2 separate regions of the Mus musculus genome follow, and region 1 is linked to region 2. A link is a loop called in an ENCODE intact Hi-C map of the cell type or tissue named here. Cell type or tissue: heart. All regions are shown on one strand. Each heading gives the region's core, and the rest is flanking DNA. Links, peaks and the distances in the headings are about the cores only.

Region 1 (4,394 bases), core at 94-4,093, 93 kb before region 2:
CCCAAGTCATTACCTTAGCAAGTGGGAGAGTTTGGAAACGGAAACAGCTTCTTAACTCTGAAGCTTGGCTTTCAGAGAAAAGGTCATTTGCCCATCATCAGAAAGCTATAGAAAGGGTTTGATCTGAAAATTAACTAAGGCAAGCAGAGGATCCCGGGACACTGGGTGACTAATACTAGTCATTCCGTTACAAATGTGAATTGAAATACAGTCCCAGAAGAATGTGTTTTGGGCATGATACTGCATGGCCTGTAATGCCAGCACTTGGGGAGGCAGAGACAGGAGGACTGGGGCTCAGGCTCATTCTTGTCTACATAGCAAACAGGCTTGCCTGGGTTCCATGAGATCCTGCCTCAAACAACAACCACAACACAATGGACAAGATGTCATGCTATGTCAAAGAATAGAGTTGCTACACTAAGCAATATAGCTTGTTAACTAGAGATGACCAACTGCTTAACAGATTTCAAGAATTTGGAAACCAACTACAAATTTAGCTCTCAGTAAAAGCATCAGGATGACTTGGAAAATTCAGCCAAAGTTGGTTGAGCAAAATGTAAGTGCTGAAAGACTCAGAAAGTTTTTTGTTTGTTTGTTTTTGTTTTTTTTTTCTTTCCCCTAAAAGGCCTCTTGTGTCCAAATGAGAAACAATTTGTGGATCCTTTGTCTCCAGTGAGCCTATTTCTAAGGGTTATTTCTATGGAAAGGATTAGCTCTGAAGATGAACAGTGAACATGGGATGTGACCCAGACAGCTTCTAGTATATGCTCCAATTTGTTTATATAATAGACTGTTGTATATTTGTGTCAACGATGCTGAACAAGCATGGCACAAAATGTTTGATAAACAGACTTCAATGAGCATATGAGAACATTGCAGTCAAGTAGTGATGGGGACACGGGGCTTAAAGACATCTGTCATAGTACTCACTGGATTATCTTCAGTGGAGTTCCATGTTGGGGTTTCCCTTCTTGGTCTTTATTAATTATAGAGCTATCCATGAGCATACTTTCTGTTATTAAAGCAGTTTGAAATAGTAAGCAAAACTATATTCAAATGTATGGGTAACTTGGCAACTTTTCCCCCAAAAGAATGTGATGAGTCTAGTCCTTTTAATTCAAAATAATGAAATAGCCAGTCATCTTAAGTCCAAACATTAGTGGTTCCAGAGAGCTATTTGCCCCTCCCATCCCAGTCTGAACAGAGGAAATGAGTGAGTGATTAGGAATGAGTAAGAGCCGGAGGACTTGGGCCAGCTCATCTGTGGAAAGGAAGAAGGAATATTAATATAGTCCAAGACAGTGTAGAAACCACACCAACACAGCAGCATTAAGTGTTTGCCCAGGAAATTTGAGACTGAGAGGCCTTTCGTCCACTTGTGGGTGTGTTGCCGGAACACCCAGTATGCTTAGGCTTGCCTAACTACCTTATCCTAGAAGAGGTGGATTCAGGCGTGAGAAACAGCTTTTCTAGTCTAAGAGCTGATTCATGAAGCCGTAACGCTGGCTTAGTGAATTGTTTCATTAATTGTCTTTTGAGCCAGGGGCTGCTAGTGAATACCTTTATTCCTAGCACTTGAGAGACAGAGGCAAAGGCAGGGCAATGTCTGTAAGTTGAAGGCCTGGCTGGTCTACATAGTGAGTTGAGAGAAGTGGGGGCAGAGTGGGGAGAGGGAAAGAGGGAGAGAGACTGATTTTGAATTTATGCTTTCTACAAGTCTGCCTCTCACCTGTAAGTCTAGGGTCATCTGTTTATAGAATGATTCTAGCTGGACTTCTGTGAGTGCGGCATCCTGGAAAGTACAAGAGTTTCTGAACCCATGTAAGGCTCGCTCCCTATCTCAGAATATACTGTGATGTGGGTGGGGCTATGCATAATAATGACGGCTGTCTGTCTAATATGTCATCAGCAACTTGTCATGCTAAGATGGACTAGGATTCTGTTTTTGTTTCTAAAGTCTCAGATAATCAAGTCAGCAAGAAACATAAGAATGTTAGGGACTTAGCCTCCTAGTTTTCCAAGTGAATATGTATCCCTGTCTAAAGATTTCCTCCTTCTAAAGTTTTATTAATAAAACAATGAGTGTACAGGATTTCCAGCCCACTTCCTCTTAGAAAGAACAGGGCGGGGCAGCCTGTATCCCAGCTGGGACAGGAAGGGCCCCTGCTCCCACGTCTGGCCTTGGCTCTCTGCCCTTACAAGCTGGAGGGAGGGCTTCTGGGCGAGCAGATGTAGCCTCAAGTCAGTATGGTTCTTTGCCTACTCTTTGGACTGGGCCGACGGGCCAGGGAGAGACACGGGTTTAGTCTGGGAGTTGACACCTGTAGGTTCACCTCTCTTTGGCTGCTGTGATTTTGTTGGGGCTGTGACATAAAAATGACTCTTTAAAGTCTGGAGGTATAACTCTGAAATAAGACTGACTATCTTAGATTCCATTTTTGAATCACAAGCTCGGAGATCAGATAACTATAAAGATGTTGAAAGCAGATATTTTCAACAGGGAGCGGGGAAGATATTGTTCCCTAGGGAAGAGCACACCAATTGGTTATCCAATACCAAATCGTCAATCCTGAAAACATACAAACAAGTAACATTGTACAGACTGAGCAGGCTGTACTTGTATATCTAGGAATATATGTTTATATACATATATGTATATAATAATAGTTAAAGGAAAAAGAGGCTATGAATTTGAATGCAAGGAGGAGGGGCATATGGGGGTATTGGACAGAGGCAGGGAGGGGAGAAATGAAATAATTTTCCAAATAAAAGAAGGAATTAAAACAAATTGTTTGGGCTTTTGATTGGGAATGGACTAGAACCAATGAAACAACAAAACTCCTTGTAATGCAAGAAGGATGATCTATGTGGCCGGTGTTTAGCAACTGTGAAAAATTCATTTAATGTGTGATGTTGGGATGGGTGAAGACAAAGCATCCTTTGTTGACATTGGTGATAGCATTGGTGATGCAGCTCAAGCAAAGCTGGGCTCTGAGCTGTAGGCTTGCCCATCCCGAGCTCACTGTGAAACTGCAGGCTCTTCCTGTGCTGCAGGCTCTTCTTCATGTCCCAAAGCTCAGTTAAGTCCCCAGTGACCTGATATGTAAGGCGACTGAGTACAGGCTTTTAGCTAGGGCTGAGAAGGAAGCTGTGTTGAGTTCAGCAGGAACAAGGAAATCGCCCCCCCCCCCTTTATCTGATGAGACCCATCACATGGAAGGACTTAAAAGAAAGCAACAGCAGCTAGATAGTGATGTTGCTTAGCTCATAGAATCCTTGCTTGGCATGGATGTGACCCTGGGTTAGATCCTCAGCAGCCCATGAAACCAAGTGTGGGCATGAGTGCCTTCCTGTCAGCAACTGGGACGAGGAGGCTGGAGGATGAGAAGTTGAAGTAAGGATGGGGCCAGCTTTGTGATACAAGAGATCATTCATCAAAACCAGACAAACAACTAAGAAGATAAAATGTTCTAACCACCCTTACCCCATGATCCCAGTAGAACAAGGCCGAACACACCACTTAGAAGGTAATCCAAAACAAGGTATTAAGAGCTGTTACAGTAAGGTTTATGTAATAGATGAAATGTGAGCAACATCCTTTCTGGTTTCTGACTGATGGCAATTCTTAGATTATAGACTCTCATTTTATTGCCAGGCTGAACCTTTGAAACGAAAATTTGTCTAACAGGTTCCTTCTGCAGATGTGGGAATCGAGGTCCCTTGGGAGGGTGACAGACCTTTGCACTGACACATCACTATCCACAGAGCCCAGGCTTCTAGATGGTTTAAGCCTCTGTACAAAGCTTGAGAGACCAGATTTTATAGGTGCGAAGTTTTCAGGTCACTGTCTAAAGTCACAACAGCAAAGGGATGTAAATGACATCTTGCCAGGGCCCAGCAAGTGTCCTTAACCTAGTGTGAGACCCTTAGCAAACATTTGCCCACTGCCTAAGAATAGCCAAGGCACAGTTCAAAGGACCAGCCACTTCCTCCCACTGACATTGACACTGGTTGTTTTCAGTGGAGAGAACCGTGGATGTTTTCAGCACTGTCCCTGTGCCACAGTGAGCTGGAGATCTCAGAGTTGCTGAGGCTACCGAAGTGAATGAGACTGGCTTATGTGACATCATTTTGTCAGCCTTGTTTCTTTTTCCTACATGGCCATATCTGTATATTTGATACTTTAATGAACATTCTTTAGTATTATATCTTAATTATTTTTGTGTGAAAATATTAATGTTTAATATGTGCACAGTGTTCTATATGGTTCCTCCTAAATTCTTAGACTAAAATTATGGAATTTTGAATTTTTATAATAGAAGTAGATCAAATAGTCTGAAGATTCATAAGGCTCTGGATGTACAGTGACAGCCTTCTTCCCGGCACAGGCCTTA
Region 2 (4,394 bases), core at 330-4,329:
TCATTTAGATTTTGTTGTTAGCTTGGTGTCATTTTGAAGAAATCTTGGGACTATGGAATGAATGGCTCTAATGAGTCACAAGGAGATCTGGGAAAACGGCTCAACCTGTAAAGAGCTTGCTGTGTTTGCTGTCTGTCCAGTAGGTCTTGAGTTAAAATCCTAGAACACACCTAAAAAAGGCCAAACGCTAGAGCCTAGGTTGTCATGAGTGCTTAAGTAAGGGCTCTTGGAGGCCAAACCTGATAAACCTGAGTTTGATCCCTAGGAAACCGTATGGTGAAAAAAGAGAACTGACTCCTGTATGTTGTCTCTGACTTCATACATACATGTTGGTACTTCTGCCCCCAAACAAACAAAGGAACAAATGTTCAGGGGAGCTGGGCAAGGTGGTGCACACTTAAATCACAGCCCTGGGGAACTAAAGACACTGGGGAATTCAGGCCAATGAAAGACCTTGTCTCAAAAAGCAGACCAACTCAAAAGGGATGTTCCTGAGAAAGAAACCCAAGATTTCCCTCTGGCCTCCATGCATAAACATACCCATAGCCATGCATGGGCTTGTGTCTATGTACATACCGTACCGTACCATACCGTACCGTACCGTACCGTACCATACCATACCGTACCATACCATACCATAATACCATACCATACCATACCATACCATAATACCATAATACCATACCATACCATACCATACCATACCATACCATACCATACCATACCCACAGAGAGAGAGAGACAGACAGACAGAGACAGAGAGACAGAGAGACAGACAGACAGAGAGACAGAGAGACAGAGGGGAGAGAGAGTGTGTGTTAAACCCAAGAGATATTCTCTAACCCTAAGAAGTAACAATCTGCACCTTGAAAACAAATCTCTTGAGCGGAACCATGCCTTCTCCATGCAAGCCTGATGACCCAGGTCCAATCCTTGGAGCCACATAAAGGTGAGAAGAGAGAACAGACTGCAGTGGGAAGAGAGAACGGACTGCAGGAAGCTAGTCTCTGACCTACACACCTGTGCTCAATCACACACAGTAATAACCAATAAAACACCTTTCTTCCCGTCAGAAACTCCGCCGGTATTAGTGATTAATTTGCATTTAATAGATCAGGACCCAGGGAATTGAGAGTTCTGCAGTCTCCTACAATTTGTCAAATTTCAACTGTTTAAAGTTTCTTTTAAACGTTTTTATTAAAGTATGATGTTTAAGCCACAATATCTAGAATGTTTAATTTATTCATGTTTAAGTGTATTTAATTTTGTCCTAAATAAAATCACTCCTTTAAGATTCTTTTTTTTCCTAGTAGTCCTTTTGTTTTAATTATATAATATCAAGTGCAAGAAACTTAAACTATACGCCTAAGTTTCTCCTGATTTAAGAGGCTCAGAACATACAACACCAACAACTGTTTCAGCTCTAAAAGTCCATGTACTTTTAGTATAAAAAATGTTTAATTAAAAGCCAGTTTATTCACTTAAGATTTCCTTCCTTTTCAGTTCAGGGGGTGGGACCCCTGGTGTATGTATGTTAAGCCAGGATTCCTCACATAGCCACATTTAGCCCTGCCTTCCCCTTAAAAAACAAAACAAAAACTAACCAAACAAAAACCTCTTTAAACATTTGAGTCAGAGTCTTCCTAGATTGCCCAGGCAGGCCTCCTGCTCCTACCTCTGGACTAACTGGGATTACAGGTCTCTGTCACCAAGCTCTGCCCAGTCTATGGCTGTCTACAACTGAGGACTTCCAGATTCAAGACTCAGCTTGTCTGAGTATCTGCTCTGAGGAGCACAGTACCAAGTGCCTTGCATGGAGGGTCACCTATAATCTGGCCACCTCTGTTCCAGGGCTCATTGCAGTTCATTAAGTTGCTGGTCAGCTCTCAAGGCTGCTTTGAAGGAGGTCTCAGAGCGCTTTGCATCCAGTACAGCCTCACCTCGGGAATTTGTACCAGCAGAAACCCACTAATCCTGGCTTCAGGAAAGTTTCTCAAACTTTAGAACTGCTCGAGTTCTTAAAAGCTTAGACTGGGGTGGGGGCTGTGGAAGGCTGCTAAACTCGTCCTAAATCAAGAATGGAAGGTTCCGCCTTAACCAACAGTGAAGGCGCTTATTGGTTAGGCTTGCGCGGGGCCTGACTCACTTCATTAGCTGTAGCAGAGGGCCACGCCCTACATTCCAAAAACCCTGTGCAGCCTGAGGCGCGCGGGCCGTGCTCCTGTAGTCCCTTGAGCTCCGTGTCCTCTGCGTCTGGCTGTGCTTCCCAGAGGCGGCCTGTGGGGACCGCTGGCCACTCCCAACCGCTGGCCAGCTGCACGCAGAGACCCGCGTAAACTTGTCAGGAACTTTCCAGGAGGCTGCCTTTGGGAGGAGAGGTACGTGTGGCTCTTTGTGGGAAGGCAGTTCGTTAAGATTTTCTCCAGGGTGATGCGTTGTAGCAGCGCCAGATGGTGGGACTCCAGGAAAAGTAGGCAAGGAGCAAGCCGTGCTTGGCTTCCACAGAGCGCTCTGTGATCACCAGTGGGATTTCCTCCGCCAAGCGATGTCAAGGGAATGACTCACTAGATGGGCTTCAGTGCTAAACTAGATACTGCCTAGTGGCAATGCGGTTGCTGGGACTGTGTGGTTCTGAATCGGTAGGGCAGGCAAGGCAGGCAAATCAACAAATGCGCCAAATTCGGTGTGATGCTACTAGCCCTGAAGTTCCAAGTGTATAATCTACAACCCGCATACAAGTGGTTTCAGTTTGAGGTTGTCGGACTTCCCTAGAGTTGGTTTTTGAAAGGTGAAACTGTATTTACGGCTTGGGTACTGAGATTTTTAGGAGTACATGCCTTCTCCAAACTCACCTCTCCATAAGGTCTTCCAGCCAAAACATCTCGGAGAAGCTGGTGACTGAGCTCCGTACAGGGTGCCAGGAGGAAGCACGTGCTGCCAGTGTTTTCTAGACAGTGTTTATTCTGCAGGCTGCTGCTTCTCTTAGTGCTACAAGGTGATTGCCCTAGTGAAAATAATCAAGAATGCATGAGGGTTGCTTTTGTCTTTTTTTTTTTTTTTCCTTTCTTTTGCTGTGTGTTATTACTTGAGTTGTCCCCAACAGAAATCTGAGCGGTTTTCATGAATGGGGCAAATTTTCATTCTACTTGTAGCCTCTTTGAGTCACTTTGTGTGTTCCTGGGGATACATCCCAAGGTCTCCACTGTGATGCATCCCGCCAGTTAAGCTAAATCTCAAATTCTTGGTCATGTCGGTTTTAAATTTATGTAAAAACAAAGTTGGTAAGCGTCTTTAAAAACTCTGGGCAGCAAATTTATTTGTATTGTACACATTGATTTTTATTTTATTTCTTGGTGGTGGCTGTTGGATCTAGGGCCTCTCATGGAGCTAGATCTCTCAGCCTCCAGGTTACAAGGAAATTTCTTGCCTTGCCGAGGCTTGGGAAGGTGGTGGGCTGGAAAATATCTTTTGATTTTTTTTTTTAAGGAAATATACAAACCGACAGAGATGCTATCGGAAGTGGAGTTAGTGTGTACCAGATAGGCAGGCACTCGGCATTCTGGTGGCATAGGCAATAACAGGGTCATTTTAAAACTGACCCATGGTTGAGAGTGTGAATTAAGCCAGGGACATTGTAGTGGCTATTCCTGGTTGTCAACTTGACAATATTTGGAATGAACTACAATCCGGAATTGGAAGGCTCACCAGTGACCCTTATCTGGAGGCTTGGAGATCCTTATCTGGATCTTGGTTTGAAGATCTTGAGCCATAGTGGCTATGGATTCCAGAAGATTGAATCTCCGAGTTAAGGAACACACCTTTAATCTGGGCTATGCCTTTCATCTGGGATTAAAGGTGTGGTGGAACACACCTTTAATCTGGGCTACACCTTTTGCTGGAGACAATATAAGGACATTGGAAGAAGGGAGTCTAGCTCTTGCTCTTGCTCCTTCGCCTGCTTGCTGCGTGAGACTGAGTAACTGCTAGATCCTTGGACTTCCATTCACAGCTGCGACTGAACCATTGTTGGGAATTGGGCTGCCGACTGTAAGTCATCAATAAATTCCTTTACTATTTAGAAATTATCCATAAGTTCTGTGACTCTAGAGAACCCTGACTAATACAGAAGTTGGTACCAGGAGTGGTTCTAGAGTAACAGAAGTACAGGATGAATCTTTTAAAATACTGGAATTGGCTTGTTGATCCACCAGCACTTTCAAATATTGAAACCTCTCCAGATTCTCTCCCTCCTGGGAGCTCAGAGAATTTTGAAGACCCATGGTTGAAACTATATTCCGAACTTAAAGAAGCTAATGCCCTTGATTTTCTTAATGAATTAGGTGATTCAGTGCACAAAGCTTTCTACAAGATGGGGAAAAAATCGAAAAATGATT

The links. A loop is a pair of places that touch in the nucleus more often than their neighbours do. Peaks named below come from ENCODE experiments on the same cell type or tissue, not always from the same donor. Only the 100,000 strongest peaks of a DNase experiment are listed, where the experiment ranks them.
Region 1: a loop joins it to region 2, with 2.2 times the contacts of the local background. A loop is called at or near these places in 4 of 42 quality-filtered maps.

The regions. Positions count from the first base shown.
Region 1 is chr19:32,301,981-32,306,374 of GRCm38, reverse strand. All of the region lies in intron 2 of Sgms1 (sphingomyelin synthase 1), which reads left to right. Among named protein-coding and RNA genes, the nearest start is that of Sgms1, 84 kb to the left of the region's middle. In heart, for the core only: no CTCF peak of the experiment used is centred there; DNase peaks (open chromatin) are centred at 1,274, 1,734, 2,174 and 3,164; H3K27ac peaks cover 1,028 bases.
Region 2 is chr19:32,208,812-32,213,205 of GRCm38, reverse strand. All of the region lies in intron 5 of Sgms1 (sphingomyelin synthase 1), which reads left to right. Among named protein-coding and RNA genes, the nearest start is that of Asah2, 110 kb to the right of the region's middle. In heart, for the core only: a CTCF peak has its summit at 2,289; a DNase peak (open chromatin) is centred at 2,205; H3K4me3 peaks cover 2,102 bases; H3K27ac peaks cover 1,541 bases.